Regions from separate parts of the Homo sapiens genome. Here region 2 is linked to region 1. A link is an interaction called in ENCODE POLR2A ChIA-PET data of the cell type or tissue named here. Cell type or tissue: OCI-LY7. All regions are shown on one strand. Each heading gives the region's core, and the rest is flanking DNA. Links, peaks and the distances in the headings are about the cores only.

Region 1 (7,945 bases), core at 1,961-6,960:
CACCCCCCTCCAACCTTAACCTCTCTTCATTTAATTTTTTAATTTGTGCCCCTCCCCTCAAAAACAACAGAACAAAACAGGTAGCCACTGTTATTAGTTTCTTGTATATACTTCTAGAAATTTAAAAATATATATAAATCCAAGTAATTTTTAAAACATACGAATTTTATTATTCCGTATCCATTGTTCTTCATTTTGCTTTTTACCCCCACCACCCACAATATATCCTTGGACTCTTTCTATATTAGTACATAAAGAGATTTTTCATTTTATTTACTTACTTATGTATTTATTTATTTTTTTGGAGACGGAGTTTCCCTCTGTCACCCAGGCTGGAGTGCAGTGGTGCAATCTCGGCTCACTGCAGGCTCCGCCTCCCAGGTTTACGCCATTCTCCTGCCTCAGCCTCCCGAGTAGCTGGGACTACAGGCGCCCGCCACCACGCCCGGCTAATTTTTTGTGTTTTTAGTAGAGGCGGGGTTTCACCGTGTTAGCCAGCATGGTCTCAATCTCCTGACCTTGTGATCCGCCCGCCTCGGTCTCCCAAAGTGTTGGGATTACAGGCATGAGCCACGCTTTTTCATTTTATTTAAAATTTACATAGCATTCCATTTCATGGTTGTACTATATTTAACTGGTTCCCTATTGATAGACATGTTTAAGTTTCTCCCAGTCTTTTGCTATTACAAGCAGTGCAATAATCAATTATCTGGTATTTAAGCAACTGTAAATGTGCTTCTAGAATTCTTACTATAGAAATAGCATTTCACATGCAAATCAAAACTACAATGAGATACCATCTCACGCCAGTTAGAACAGTGATCATTAAAAAGTCAGGAAACAACAGATGCAGGTGAGGATGTGGAGAAACAGGAACACTTTTACACTGTTGGTGGGAGTGTAAATTAGTTCAATCATTGTGGAAGACAGTGTGGTGATTCCCCAAGGATCTAGAACCAGAAATACCATTTGACCCAGTAATCCTATTACTGGGTATATACCCAAAGGATTATAAATCATGCTACTATAAAGACACATGCACACGTATGATTACTGCAGCACTATTTACAATAGCAAAGACTTGGACCTAACCCAAATGCCCATCAATGATAGACTGGATAAAGAAAATATGGTACATATACACCGTGGAATACTATGCAGCCATAAAAAGGAATGAGATCATGCCCTTTGCAGGGACATGGATGAAGCTGAAACCATAATTCTCAGCAAACTAACACATGACCAGAAAACCAAACACCGTGTGTTCTCACTCATAAGTGGGAGTTGAACAATGAGAACACAGGCACACAGGGAGGGGAACATCACACACCAGGGCCAGTTGGGGGTTAGGCGGCAAGGGGAGGGAGAGCATTAGGACAAATACCTAATGCATGCAGGGTTTAATACCTAGATGATGGGTTGATAGGTGCAGCAAACCACCAGGCCACATGTATACCTATGTAACAAACCTGCACATTCTGCACATGAATCCCAGTACTTAAAGTAAAATAAAAAAAAAAAAAAAAGAAGAAACGAACAAACAAAAAAAGAAATAGTATTTCACACGCACGCACAATTCTTTACAGTTTTGTTTTTTAATTAAACATTTTATTTTGAGATAATTATAGATTCACATGCAGTTTTATGAAATAATACCCTTTACCCAGGTTTCCCTAACTGGGTGCAAAACTATGTATAATAATAGCACAACCAGGAAATTAATGTTGATATAACCCACTAAACTCATTCAGGTTTTACCAGTTTTCCATGTGTGTATTAAGTTCTACACAGTTCTATCACCTACAGAGGCTGTAGTATCCATCACCACAGTCAAGAGAGAACAGTTCCATCATCACAAGGATCCCTTTTCCTGGCCTTTTGTAACCACATCCACCTTCCCCCCTGGCTACTGCCTCCACGCCACCCCTACCCCGTCCCTAACCTTTGGTAACCTTGGAACTTTGGCAATGTGTCCTAATTCTCTGTACTTTTGTCTTTTCAAGAATCTTATGTAAATGGAATCATATCATACAGTATATGATACCTCCTGGAATTTGATTTTTAAAAATCAGCATAATCCCCTTGAGATTCATCTAGATTGTTGCATGTATCAATAGTTTGCTCCTTTTTATTGCTTCGTAGTTTTTCATGATACAGATATACCACAGTTTTTTTAACCGTTCACTCATCGAAGGATATCTGGGGTTCTTCCAGTTGTTGGCTCTTAGGAATAAAGTTGTTATGAACATTTATGTAGAGGTTTTTGTGTAAACATAAAACACTTCATTTTCCTGGGATAAACACCCAAGGGTACAGTCGCTGGCTTATATGGTAATTGCATGTTTAGTTTTATAAGAAATTATCAAACTTTTCCAGAATGGCTGTACCATTTTATAATCCTACCCACAATGGATGAGTGATTTGCATCCGTGCCCACATGTGGTGTTGTCACTATTTTATATTTTAGTTTTTCTGATGTATGTGCGTGGCTTTTAAAATTTCTCACCACATTCTTCCAGCTTTAAGTCTCTGGCTTTAAATCCAGGACTTCAATAACAATAACAGTTGCCCTTTATTGAGCTTATGCCATATTCCAGGCACTGTTCCAGGTATTTTACATATACTGCCTTATTTAATTTCACTTATTCCTCAGTATAAGCCTGGGAAGTAGAATCCAGCTGTTCATCACAGGCTTAGTCATTTCTGAAATGGTTGGTGGGCTTTAAATCATTTGCCTCTCAGTGTATCTTTTTCTACGTCCCTTCTCTTCTCTCAGCTTACTGTTTTGGCCTCTCCTTAGGGAGAAAGGAACCGGGGGTATTCAGGACTTTACTCTTGCCTTTAAGACAAGTACCAGATGGATGGGAACAGGCCAGAGAGCCAAGGGGCCAGAGTGTAGTAGTGATTGATGGGCTTCTGGTGCTCCCCCCCTTCCTGGTTCATAGCTACGGACTAACCAGCAAAGCTGGTGGGCTGGGGAGGAGGACCGGGAAGGAGGGAGAAAGGGTATTCTTCCCTGGTTGCCATCTATATGCTCAAGCCCTGAATTAAAAATACCTATGGTCCTTCATGTGAGACAGGGTTCTGCTCACTTGCCCATGATCTTCCTGTGGCAAATGAAAACCCTTGACTGCTCCCAGTCCATGAGTTGAATCCAGGCCCACACCCCAGAGCAGCAGGGAAGGAAAAATGCACAGCTGACAGCCGCGAAGTCCCAACGAAAGCTTAGGGGTAAAACTGGAAGCAACTCTATTCTCTGAGCTAACAAAATGCCTGGAAGTCAATGTGGGTAAATAGTACTGCAATCAATTAAAATTAATAAACATTTTCCTGCACCTTCTGTATACAAAGGCCTTTCACAGCATGTCTGAGCTGGAGGGGACCGTAGGGCCATCTCCATTTTCTCCATTTTGCAAATAAAGAAACAGAGTCCATCTGCGAAGAGACCAAAAGTAGGGATGGGATACTTGTATTTACTCCAAATCTTATCTTTTCCAGGCCATTTCATCAAACCGTGAGATTGTTCTTGTTTTATTTTAGTTTTGGGACAAGGAAACTGAGACTCAGCAAGTGTAAGGAACTTGTCTACCGTCTCCCAGCAAATTAGCAGTGCCACCAGCCACCAGCATTTGAAAGGAGTCCCCAACCCTGATCTGCTTCTTACAGATGCATCCATGCTACAATAACTACAACAGCAACAAACAATAGAAGGAGTGCTGTATCAAGAGCTCAAGTCTCGCCGTTACCTTGTTGGGTGATCTTAGACAAACTACTTATACTCCTTAGGACTTGGCTTCTTTATTTGGGAAATAGAAAAGCTGGAGATAGCCCTTCCAGCTCAAAAACACTGTGTGGCGGGGACTTAATTAAAGAAGGTCTTACCTGTTGATTATCCAGTGAGGACATCTGCAGTGTACAGCTCCCAAACAGTGGAGACCATCATGATGTGCCTCTGAATTCTGGAAGCCCCACGAGGGCAGGTGGCATAATAAAAGTACAGGGAGATACATTTCGAGGATGTTTGGGTTCTTATCTCATCTAGGGTGTTCATTTGTTAGGCTAGGAAACTAAAGACAGCTTAAAACCCTGAGCTTTTAAAGCGCCTGGTTTCCCACCCGCTGCCAACACTGATTTTATTTCCCATGTGCTCTGTACCCAGCTCTTCATTCGGTTCTGCATCAGCCCCACAGCTGCACACGTGCATACGTTCAGGCCCCAGACTTAGACAGTTTTGGTTCCTGTAAGTAGCTTTGACAGAGCTCAGCGGTATTCCTTGGGTAGGAGCTGTTTTCTTTTAAAAAGCAGATGTTGATGACAATAAGGTCTAAAGAGAAGACTGCAATGTAACGGAATTTTAAAATCACTTCTATTTAGAGGAATCCACAGGATATGTTTTAAGAAAATACACCCTCCCATGTTATTATATTACTAGTTTCATTGATGAAAAGGCTCAGCTACATTTGGCTTAACATCCTTAATACAAAGGGGCACCTCAAAACACATTTCCAGGCCAAAAATGGTGTAGATTTCTTGTCCTTTTCAATTAGACCTTACTTTCTATCAATGGGGTTCCCTTGTTACCTCTTTTTCCTTTTTTAAAATTTTATTTTACTTTAAGTTCTGGGATACATTTGCAGAACATGCAGGTTTGTTACATAGGTATACACGTGCCATGGTGGTTTGCTGCACCTATCAACCCATCCTCCGGGTTTTAAGCCCCACGTGCATTAGATATTTGTCCTAATGCTCTCCCTCCCCTTGACCCCACTCCCTGACAGGCCCTGGTATGTGATGTTTCCCTCCCTGTGTCCAGGTGTTCTCATTGTTCAACTCCCACTTATGAGTGAGAACACGCGGTATTTGGTTTTCTGTTTCTGTGTTAGTTTGCTGAGAATGATGGTTTCCATCTTCACTCATGTCCCTGCAAAGGACATGAAACATGAACTCTTTCTTTTTTATAGCTGCATAGTATTCCATAGTGTATATGTGCCACATTTTCTTTATCCAGTCTGTCATTGATGGGCATTTGGGTTGGGCCAAGTCTTTGCTATTGTAAATAGTGCTGCAATAGACATACGTGTGCATGTGTCTTTATAGTAGAATGATTTAAAATCCTTTGGGTATATACCAGTAATAGGATTGCTGGGTCAAATGGTACTTCTCCTTCTAGATCCTTGAGGAATCACCACCCTCTTTTTCCTTTTTCAAAATTAAGAAAAGCAAGTAGTTTTTCACTTATGAGAAAATAAAAAAAAGAAACAGAAAAGAAAACAAGGATTTTATTTGGATATTTAACTATTTTTTAAAAATAGAAAACATATTAATATGATTAAAAGCTCAAAAAAGTCAGAAAGATAATCAGCAAAAACTCTCCCTTCCGCCCCACTCCACAGACACAAAGTTCCCCTCCCCAGAGGCAATCAGTGTCTTTACCCTTCCAGAGGTATGTGATGCATAAGCAAACACACATTCCTGCCCATTATTTTTTTCCTTTGACCTATTATATCACGCACACTATCTGTTGTTTTTTTCATTTAGCAATATATCCTGGGGTAATTCTCTTTCATTATATGAAGAGTTTTCTTTTCAGCTGTATAATATTTTGTTGCAATTTATTTAGTAAGTCCCCTACTGATAGCTATTTGTGTTGTTCCCAATCTGTTGCAATTACCAAAAGGCTTCAGAAGTACCTTGTATATGCATATCCTTACATATGCTCGGATAGCCTTAGAAGAAATTCCTTGAAACAGAAGTTTAGAGTCTACAAAATTAGCCGGATGTGTTGGCGCATGCCTGCAATCCCAGCTACTCAGGAGGCTGAGGCAAAAGAATCTCTTGAACCTTGGAGGCGGAGGCTGCGGTGAGCTGAGATCACACCATTGCGCTCCAGCCTGGGCAACAAGAGTGAAACTCTGTCTCAAAAAAAAAAAAAAAAGTTTAGAGTCAAAGATAGGAGCATTTGTAACAGTGATGATGAATTAGACTTTCATTTTATTTTACGTTTTTTTTTTTTTTTTTGGACAGAGTCCTGCTCTGTCACCCAGACTGGAGTGCAGTGGCATGATCTCGGCTCACTGCAACCTCCGCCTCCCAGGTTCAAGCGATCCTCCCACCCAGCCTTCTGAGTAGCTGGGATTACAGGCACGCATCCCCATACCTGGCTAATTTTTGTGTTTTTTGTAGAGACGGGGTTTTGCCATGTTGCCCAGGCTAGTCTTAAATTCCTGGGCTCAAGCAATCCGCTGCCCTGGCCTCCCAAAGTGCTGGGGTTACAGGCATGAGCCACTGCGCCTGGCCTACACTTTCATTTTAAAATCACCTGTAACCCCTTCTTCAGTGTTAGTCATACTAACATTTTAATGTATAATTTTCCAGAAACACCCATTTAACAAACATATACCAAGTCCCGAGGGGCTATGTGTTCTAGTAGGCCCTGAATACAATAGCATAGCACAAAGCTGGCTTCTAGAACGGAGGAAGAGGCACCCAGTAGACGAGAGAAACTGTTATGAGTTGCTCCACGTCACTCGGGTGTGAAATTTTCTCCCTAAATCCCATCAAATCTGGATCTCAGCTCTACCCTTGCCAAAGTCTGCACCAAATTCCACATTAGCGGCCGGGGTCATTTCCTTTCCCATGGATCGTACCAAAATCCTGGGGTTTTTGTGGCCAGAAAATTGGAGGCAGCTCTCACATCCTCAGCCCACTGCTGTCACAGTTTCTGGGGTTGTCCTTGGGGGACCTGCTCCCTGGGGGGCTGGAGATCGCTTGCTCAAAGCCCTCCTCTGTTCTATCAACCCCCAGGTGGGTTCCCACCATGGAGACATCTGCTTTGCACCCTCAGAGGAAATCCCTGCTCCCACTGAATTCTGCACCCAGGAGTTTACTCAGTTTCCTGGTGCAGTATTCTTTTTAAAAACACCAGCTTCCACTCCTTCCTTTCCTTGCCCAGTGCTAGCCCCTTCCCTAGAAACTCACCAATAGCTGGGAGCTATGACCCTCCCAAAGAGCCTAGACTGGTTAGACCACACAGGTTCAGCTGCTTTGAGAATTGGGAGAGGGGAAATCACATTTTCCTTCCTGGGGTTTCTGTATCCACAGGAATAAAGCAAAAATTAATATCTAAGTGATTGATCCTACTGCATAAAGGAATAAATAAAAATAAAATGACAAGCTCTGGTAAGCCTTGTTTTGTCTACTGCTGTATTCTTTGCACTTAGAATAATGCCTGACACATAGTAGATGCTCAGGAAATACTTGTTGGCTGAAAGAATGATGTGTTAGGAGGAAAAAGAATGGGGGAATGTGTAAGGGAGAACATTGGAGCTAGTGGATGACTGCTTTAGACTGGGTGGTCAGAGATAGTTTTTCTGAGGAGGTGACATCTTGATGGGTTTTTGAGGATCAGAAGGAATCAGCTCTGTGAACTGTACTGGGAGGAGCCATCCAGGTAGAGGAGGGCATGGAGGGCTTCAGAACTAGAAGAGAGTTGTAGGTGAAGTGAGCCCAGAAAGAAGCCTTGGACAAAGGCAGCAGGTTGTGGGGGACCTTGCAGGATGTGTGAAGGCATGTGTAGAGCGCATGCAAACTGCGACGCAGAAACTTTCAATGACTTTGAGCAGGTGAATAAAATGATTTCTTTTTTAAACTTCTTTACATTTTTAAAGATCTTCCGGGCAGCTGCTTAATAGTAGATTTGAGCAGACAAGCGGGTAAATCAGATCTGTAGAGAGGTTACTGCTACTGTCACTGAGATGACATGGCTGGAACTGGGGTTGGTGCTCGGAAACATGGAAAAGTGTGGGTAGATTTGAGATAAATTTGGAGGCAGACGAAACTCCATTATGGATCCAAGGCGGGAGATGAGAAAAAGAGGGAAACTATAAGAGTTATTCCCAGGCTTTTCCCTCGGAAGAATTGCAATCTGGGCATCACTGGGATGCAA
Region 2 (7,945 bases), core at 1,011-6,010, 340 kb after region 1:
CTTCATCTCTGGGATGCAAGGCTGATTCAACATACACAAATTACTAAACGTAATCCATCACATAAACAGAACCAATAACAAAAACTACATGATTATCTCAATAGATGCAGAAAAGGCCTTTGATAAAATTCAACACCCCTTCATGCTAAAAACTCTTAATAAACTAGGTATTTATGCAACGTATCTCAAAATAATAAGAGCTGTTTATGACACACAGCCAATATCATACTGAATGGGCAAAACCTGGAAACGTTCCCTTTGAAAACCAGCACAAGACAAGGATGCCCTCTCTCACCACTCCTATTCAACATAGTATTGGAAGTTCTGGCCACGGCAATCAGGCAAGAGAAAGAAATAAAGGGTATTCAAATAGGAAGAGAGGAAATCAAATTGTCTCTGTTTGCAGATGACATGACTGTATATTTAGAACACCCCATCGTCTCAGCCCAAAATCTCCTTAAGCTGATAAGCAACTTCAGCAAAGTCTCAGGACACAAAATCAATGTGCAAAAATCACAGGCACTCCTATACACCAATAATAGACAGAGAGCCAAATTATGAGTGAACTCCCATTCACAATTGCTACAAAGAGATTAAAATACCTAGAAATACAACTTACAAGGGATGTGAAGGACCTCTTCAAGGAGAACTACAAACCACTGCGCAAGGAAAAAAGACAGGACACAAACAAACAGAAAAAAACATTCCATGCTCATGGATAGGAGGAATCAATATTGTGAAAATGGCCATACTGCCCTAAGTAATTTATAGATTCAATGCTATCCCCCCCATCAAGCTACCACTGACTTTCTTCACAAAATTAGAAAAAAACTACTTTAAATTTCATATGGAACCAAAAAAGAGCCCATATGGCCAAAATAATCCTAAGCAAAAAGAACAAAGCTGGAGGCATCACGCTACCTGACTTCAAACTATACTACAAGACTATAGTAACCAAAACAGCATGGTACTGGTACCAAAACAAATATATAGACCAATGGAACAAAAAAGAACCCTCAGCAATAACGTCACACATCTACAACCATCTGTTCTTTGACAAATCTGACAAAAACAAGCAATGGGGAAAGGATTTCCTATTTAATAAATGGTGTTGGGAAAACTGGCTAGCCATATGCAGAAAACTGAAACTGGACCCCTTCCTTACATCTTATACAAAAATTAACTCAAGATGGATTAAAGACTTAAACATAAGACCTAAAACCATAACAACCCTAAAAGAAAACCTAGGCGATACCATTCAGGACATAGGCATGGGCAAAGACTTCATGACTAAAACACCAAAAGCAATGGCAACAAAAGCAAAAATTGGCAAATGGGATCTAACTAAACTAAAGAGCTTCTGCACAGGAAAAGAAACTATCATTAGACTTAACAGGCAACCTATAGAATGGGAGAAAAATTTTGCAATCTATCCATCTGACAAAGGGCTAATATCCAGAATCTACAACGAACTTAAACAAATTTACAAGAAAAAAACCACCCCATCAAAAAGTGGGTGAAGGATATAAACAGACACTTCTCAAAAGAAGACATTTATGCGGCCAACAAACATGAAAAAAAGCTCATCATCACTGGTCATTAGAGAAACACAATCAAAACCACAATGAGATACAATCTCACGCTAGTTAGAATGGCGATCATTAAAAAGTCAGGAAACAACAGATGCTGGAGAGGATGTGGAGAAACTGGAACACTTTTTGGAACACTTTAACGCTGTTGGTGGGAGTGTAAATTAGTTCAACCATTGTGGAAGACAGTGTGGTGATTCCTCAAGGATCTAGAACCAGAAACACCATTTGACCCAGCAATCCCATTACTGGGTATATACTCAGAGACTACTATAAAGACACATGCACACGTATGTTTATTGCAGCACTATTCACAATAGCAAAGACTTGGAACCAACCCAAATGCCCATCAATGATAGACTGGATAAAGAAAATGTGGCACCATGGAATATTATGCTGCCATAAAAAAGAATGAGTTCATGTCCTTTGCAGGGATATGAAGCTGGAAGCCATCATTCTCAGCAAACTAACAAAGGAACAGAAAACCAAACACCACATGTTCTCACTCATAAATGGGAGTTGAACAATGAGAACACATGGACAAAGGGAGGGGAACATCACACACACTGGGGCCTGTCAGGGGGTGGAAGGCTAGGGGAGGGATAGCATTAGGAGAAATACCTAATGTGGATGATGGGTTGATGGGTGCAGCGAACCACTATGGCACGTGTATACCTATGTATCAAACCTGCATGTGCTGTACATGTATCCCAGAACTTAAAGTATAATAGAAAAAAAACAAAAACAAACCAGTAGACCAGTTATTTCACCAAAACATCCTACAAGAAAAAAGGTCCAAGTTAACTCACTGAATTTAGAAGTTTTAAAAACTCTTCTAGCAGCTATTTATGTAATAGAAACTTCTGTAAACGCTGCCGTCAGGTCAGCTGTAAATATAAACTTTGCTTACATTCTTCCCCAATTTTTTGCTTAGGAAAGTACTAAAGAGTTAAAAGTATTTATTTATTTATTTATTTATTTATTTATTTATTTATTTATTGAGATGGTGTCTCACCCTGTCGCCCAGGCTGGAGTGCAACGGCACGATCTTGGCTCACAACAACCTCCGCCTCCCAGGTTCAAGTGGTTCTCCCGCCTCAGCCTCCTGAGTAGCTGGGATTACAGGCATGTGCCACCACGCGCAGCTAATGTTGTATTTTTAGTACAGACGTGGTTTCTCCATATTGGTCAGGCTGGTCTTGAACTCCCGACCTCAGGTGATCCGCCCACCTCAGCCTCCCAAAGTGCTGGGATTACAGGTGTGAGCCACTGCGCCTGGCCAACACTATTTTCTAAAACTAAAAATCATATCTATTTGGTGGAAGGAATACTGAACAAAATCCCATACTGTTTCCATAATAATGTCTTTGACATTAAAGCAGAGGCATTCATTTGCTATTCTAAGAACATTTCTAAGCAACTATTTTGTACCAGACACTGTGCAAGTTGGGCTATGTGTTGAAAGTATAGAAAAAATCATATGTATTCCATGTCTTTAAGAAGCTCCATTTAGATTTGCTGAAAGCTGAGTTGTGACACATCACTCTACTGGCAGTAACTGGTACAAGAAGCAAGAGGGCCTGAGGGCTAACAGTGCCAATAATCCCTAAGGACTTCATGCCAGGAAAAATGGACTGTTCCATTTTTAAATAGAAGTTACCCAACTCTGAATTTTTGGGGCAAGTTACTTAAACAGTCTCTCTTTCGAATTCAAGGAAATCCTGGGACATTATATTTTTATTAAAATTTATGAGATTTTTACAAAGGAATATAAGTGATCATTTATGCTAGTCAGCTTTTGTTCTAAGGTCAGAATTCTCAAAAAATAAAACTTTATTACTCTACCACAAACTTCTGAAAAACCTCCTCAAACTGCTGTGTTTTATTTTGCCCTGAAGGACGAAAAGTATCTAACAACTATTATTTTTTTAAAGTCCTTCCAGATGAAACACTGTGGACTACAGTTTCTAGAACAACAAAATTTCACTTTACATTCCCCATACTAAACTTGAAGTTTTTCCCAAAGTGGATTCCTAGTGCAATATTCTTAAGTCTTTATTTTACTCAGCGACCATCATCCACTCATGTCTCTTCCTGCCCCTTAGTACTGCCAAAATACAAAATGTAGCTAGAAAACCAAAGATGCAAAAAAGCTTTACAGGTGCTCGGTCACTAGGGTAAATGAGGATATACTGAATTCCTTAAAAATACAAAGAGAGTGGATGCTGAGTGCACCCATCACAAAAATAACTGTGTGAGGTAATACATTTGTTAATTAGCAAGAGTTAATCATTTCACAATGTATGTGCACCTCAAAACGTCATGCTGTATGTGACAAACATATACAATGTTATTTGTCAAATTAAAAAAAATAAATTTAAGCTTAACCCAGGAAAAAAAAAGCTTTACAGGAACAGTCTATTCAATTTCAAATGAAGCAAGTTTACTTCTTCATTTTGCATCTCCTTTCCTTTGATTGACATGTGACAGTTTTTAAGAGTCATCCAAACGAGTGTGTGCTGAATGACCCATGACAGACAGAACTGACAGGAGGCTGGGAAACATTTGAGAAAACAGTGTGTGCTTAAGAAAGCTCCTCCTCCAATTAATCAAATCCGGTAAACAAGAGGTCTTTATATACTCCCGTTAAAGACAATGTTCAGCACTAAAGAAATGCTTTAGTTAGCTATTTAAAAACCTATGTGTTCTAGCTCCTGATCACAGACAAGTACATAGAACAAATAATATTGGAAGAAGACTTTGAAAAAGATATTTTCATAAGCACATTCTTTTAAAAATACATACTTCAAACATCAGAAGATTTTTATTTTGTAGATGCATAAACTTGTAAAATAAATAATTCATTGTGCCTATAAGGCTCTGGGATTAAGATGGCAAAGGGCATCAGCACTGGAAGGATTTTTTCCAGATCCAGAAACACAGATTGAAGCATGGCCAGTGGTCATAAGAGGGAAAAAAATAAACAGGAAGACATTCTCTTTGCAAATCCTCCTCCTCTGATAAAGCATATGGAAGGTACGCTGAAGATTCCTTTACTGCTAACTCAGTATTTAAGCATCAGATTTGCATGAACCTATTATCAATTATCAAGCCAACTTGACAGAAGGATCCTTGGGACAATGATTGTCTTATTTGTTCTGCACAAGACAAATGTAAACTAATTTTTAAAACCCAACATTCCAGGGCTTCAATAGCCTTACTCAAGTCATGGACCTTCTCGGGTATCAAATGAGTGCCCATGTTGTTCAGTGAGGTCTCCCCATTCTGGATGGCCTCAATTCTTATGTTCCCAAGACACTGTGTAACCCCTGGAATCTCCATTCACCTCACAAATCTTTAGCAGCTTTTCTGTCCCAGCCCTCATTGGATCTTGGCTTACATATGTGCACCTTAACATTTGGCAAACAATTTTTTTTTGCAGAGAAATAAAGTCAGTTTATTCTGTCAAGGATCTCCTACCTCTAAAAACAGATAATAATTTCATAAATTTTTAAAGGGTCAATGTTCTCAGATTTCCTATACAATCAATTATGTGTTAGAATCAATTTAATCAATCACCTCCTTTGCAGGGCTAACTCTCAATTAGAATGTCAAGGGTCTCCAGTTGACTTAAACTTTTGGCCCAGAGGTGTTTATGTCAGCAAGATCTGAAATCTGATATGCTCCAGAATCAAGCCTTTCTTGCCTATTTGCATTTTTTTTCTTTTTTTTTTTAATTATACTTTAAGTTCTTGGGCACATGTGCACAATGTGCAGGTTTGTTACACATGTATACATGTGTCATGTTGGTTTGCTGCACCCATTCACTCGTCATTTACATTAGGTATTTCTCCTAATGCTATCCCTCCCCGCTCCCCCCACCCCACGACAGGCCCCGGTGTGTGATGTTCCCCGCCCTGTGTCCACGTGTTCTCATCGTTCAATTCCCACCTATGACTGAGAACATGTGCAGTGTTTGGTTTTCTGTCCTTGCGATAGGTTTGCTCAGAATGATGGTTTCCAGCTTCATCCATGTCCCTACAAAGGACATGAACTCATCCTTTTTTATGGATGCTTAGTATTCCATGGCGTATATGTGCCACATTTTCTTTATCCAGTCTATCACTGATGGACATCTGGGTTGGTTCCAAGTCTTTGCTATTGTGAATAGTGAATATATGGCAACCAATTTTAGACAGCTGCAGGACTATGATTCCAGGGAGAGGGAAACTACATAGAATAAGCCTCAAAATTGCCCCAGCTTTCTGTCTGAGAACACTTTCTAGACTGTGGCACCAGGAGGTAACCCAAGCAGGACATAGTAATCTTACTGAGCTGGAGAAACAGACTGGAGGTTGGGATTCCTGAAGGTTTTAAGAGTATGATATCAGAGAGAATGAAGCTCTGAAGAGCAGTATTCCAGTTACTCATATAAGTGACATCTTAAGCATTTAGCTAAATACTAAGCTGCACATACCCAGGGCACCAAGACAAGACAACACAAGGCCAGGGGAAAAAAAAAAAACAAAAAAAAAAAACAGCTGCCTGTGAGTTGGCAGCTACCCAGAGATTCCTGAGATTACACAAAGCTGGGAGACATAGGACGTCCTACCAATCATACTGAAGAGACCTCGTTGAACACCCCGGATACTCTGCTGATACCCAGAAAGGGGTAGAAGTGAGCTATTCTAGTCCTGGAGAAAGGATTACACTACCCCCACCCTAACAAAATTTTAAAAAATAATCCTTACTCAGATGGGTTCACTGATGAATTCTATCAAACATTTAAGGAAGAAATTATACCAATTCTCTATAATCTTTTCCAGAAAATAGAAGCGGAGGGAATACTTCCTAAATAATTCTATGAAACCAGCATAACCTTAATTCCAAAACCAGACAAAGACATTACAAGAAAATGACAGATCAGTATTTCTCATGAACACAGATGCAAAAATTCTCAAAAAAGCTAGGAAATCAAGTCTAACAATCTATAAGAAGAATTATACACCATAGCCAAATATAATATATCTCAGGTATGCAAGTCTGGTTCAACATTCAAAAAATCAATTAATGGAATCTATCACATCAACAAGCTAAAAAAGAAAAAAAAAATCACATAGTCCTAGCTGCAGAAAAAGCACTTGACAAAATCTAACTAACACTCATTCATGATAAAAATTCTCAATAAACTAAGAACAAACGGGAAACATCCTCAAGGTGATTAAAAACATCTACAAAAACCCTACAGCTAACATAACATTTAATGGTAAGAAACCAGAATATTTCCCACTAAGATCAGAAACAAGACAAGGATGTCCCTTCTTACCACCACTCAACATCATACTGGAAGTACCACCTAATGCAGTAAGAAAAGAAAAGTTATATAAGATTGTGAGGTGTATTAGTCCATTTTCACACCGCTATAAAGAACTTCCTATGACTGGGTAATTTATGAAGGAAAGAGGTTTAACTGACTCACAGTTCCACATGGCTGGGGAGGCCTCAGGAAACTTACAATCATGATAGAAGGGGAAGCAGGCATGACTTACATGGTGGCAGGTGAGAGAGAGTGTGTGTCTAAGTGCAGGAAAAACTACCATTTATAAAACCATCAGATCTTGTTAGAATTTACTCACTATGAGGAGAACAGCATAGGGGAAACCACCCCCATGATCCAATCACCTCTCACCAGGTCTCTCCCTCAAGACCTGATGATTACAATTCATGATGAGATTTGGGTGGGGACACAAGGCCTAACCTTATCATGAGGAAAGAAAGAAAACTCTTTGTTCACAGATAATATGATCGTCTATGTAGAAAATTCAAAAGAATTGATTAAAAAACTCCTGGAACTAATACGTGATCACAGCAAGGTTGTAGGACACAAGGTTAATATACAAAAGTAAACTGTTTTCCTATATGCCAGCAATAAATAAGTGGTATTTAAAATTAAAAACACAGTACATTTACATTAGCACCCTCCAAAAGCTTAAAGTATAAATCTAATAAGATATGTATAAGATCTATAAGAAGAAAACTACAATACTCTATTGATAGAAATCAAAGAACTAAGAGGAGAGATATTTCATGTATGTGGGTAGGATGACTCAATACTGTCAAGATGTCAGTTCTTCCCATCTATAGATTCAACACAATCCCAATTAAAATTCTAAAGTTTATATAGAGAGCTAATTAGACCCAGAACAGCCAACACAGTATTAAAAGAGAATGAAGTCAAAGAACTGACACTATCTAACTTTTAAGACATACTACACTAAGCATAGTAATCAAGACACTGCAGTATTGGTTTAAAAAAAAAAAAAAAAAGACAAATAGATCAATGGAATAGAAAGCAC

Evidence for each region. ChIA-PET counts read pairs that join two places held together with the same protein. Peaks named below come from ENCODE experiments on the same cell type or tissue, not always from the same donor. Only the 100,000 strongest peaks of a DNase experiment are listed, where the experiment ranks them.
Region 2: POLR2A ChIA-PET joins it to region 1 with 6 read pairs; 1 of 35 experiments calls an interaction of 5 or more read pairs at or near these places.

The regions. Positions count from the first base shown.
Region 1 is chr2:45,085,848-45,093,792 of GRCh38, forward strand. No RefSeq gene overlaps it. Among named protein-coding and RNA genes, the nearest start is that of SIX2, 80 kb to the left of the region's middle. In OCI-LY7, for the core only: no CTCF peak of the experiment used is centred there; a DNase peak (open chromatin) is centred at 4,224; H3K4me3 peaks cover 986 bases; H3K27ac peaks cover 2,255 bases.
Region 2 is chr2:45,429,459-45,437,403 of GRCh38, forward strand. The region is part of intron 16 of SRBD1 (S1 RNA binding domain 1); the gene reads right to left. Among named protein-coding and RNA genes, the nearest start is that of SRBD1, 180 kb to the right of the region's middle. In OCI-LY7, for the core only: a CTCF peak has its summit at 3,153; a DNase peak (open chromatin) is centred at 4,123; H3K27ac peaks cover 2,420 bases.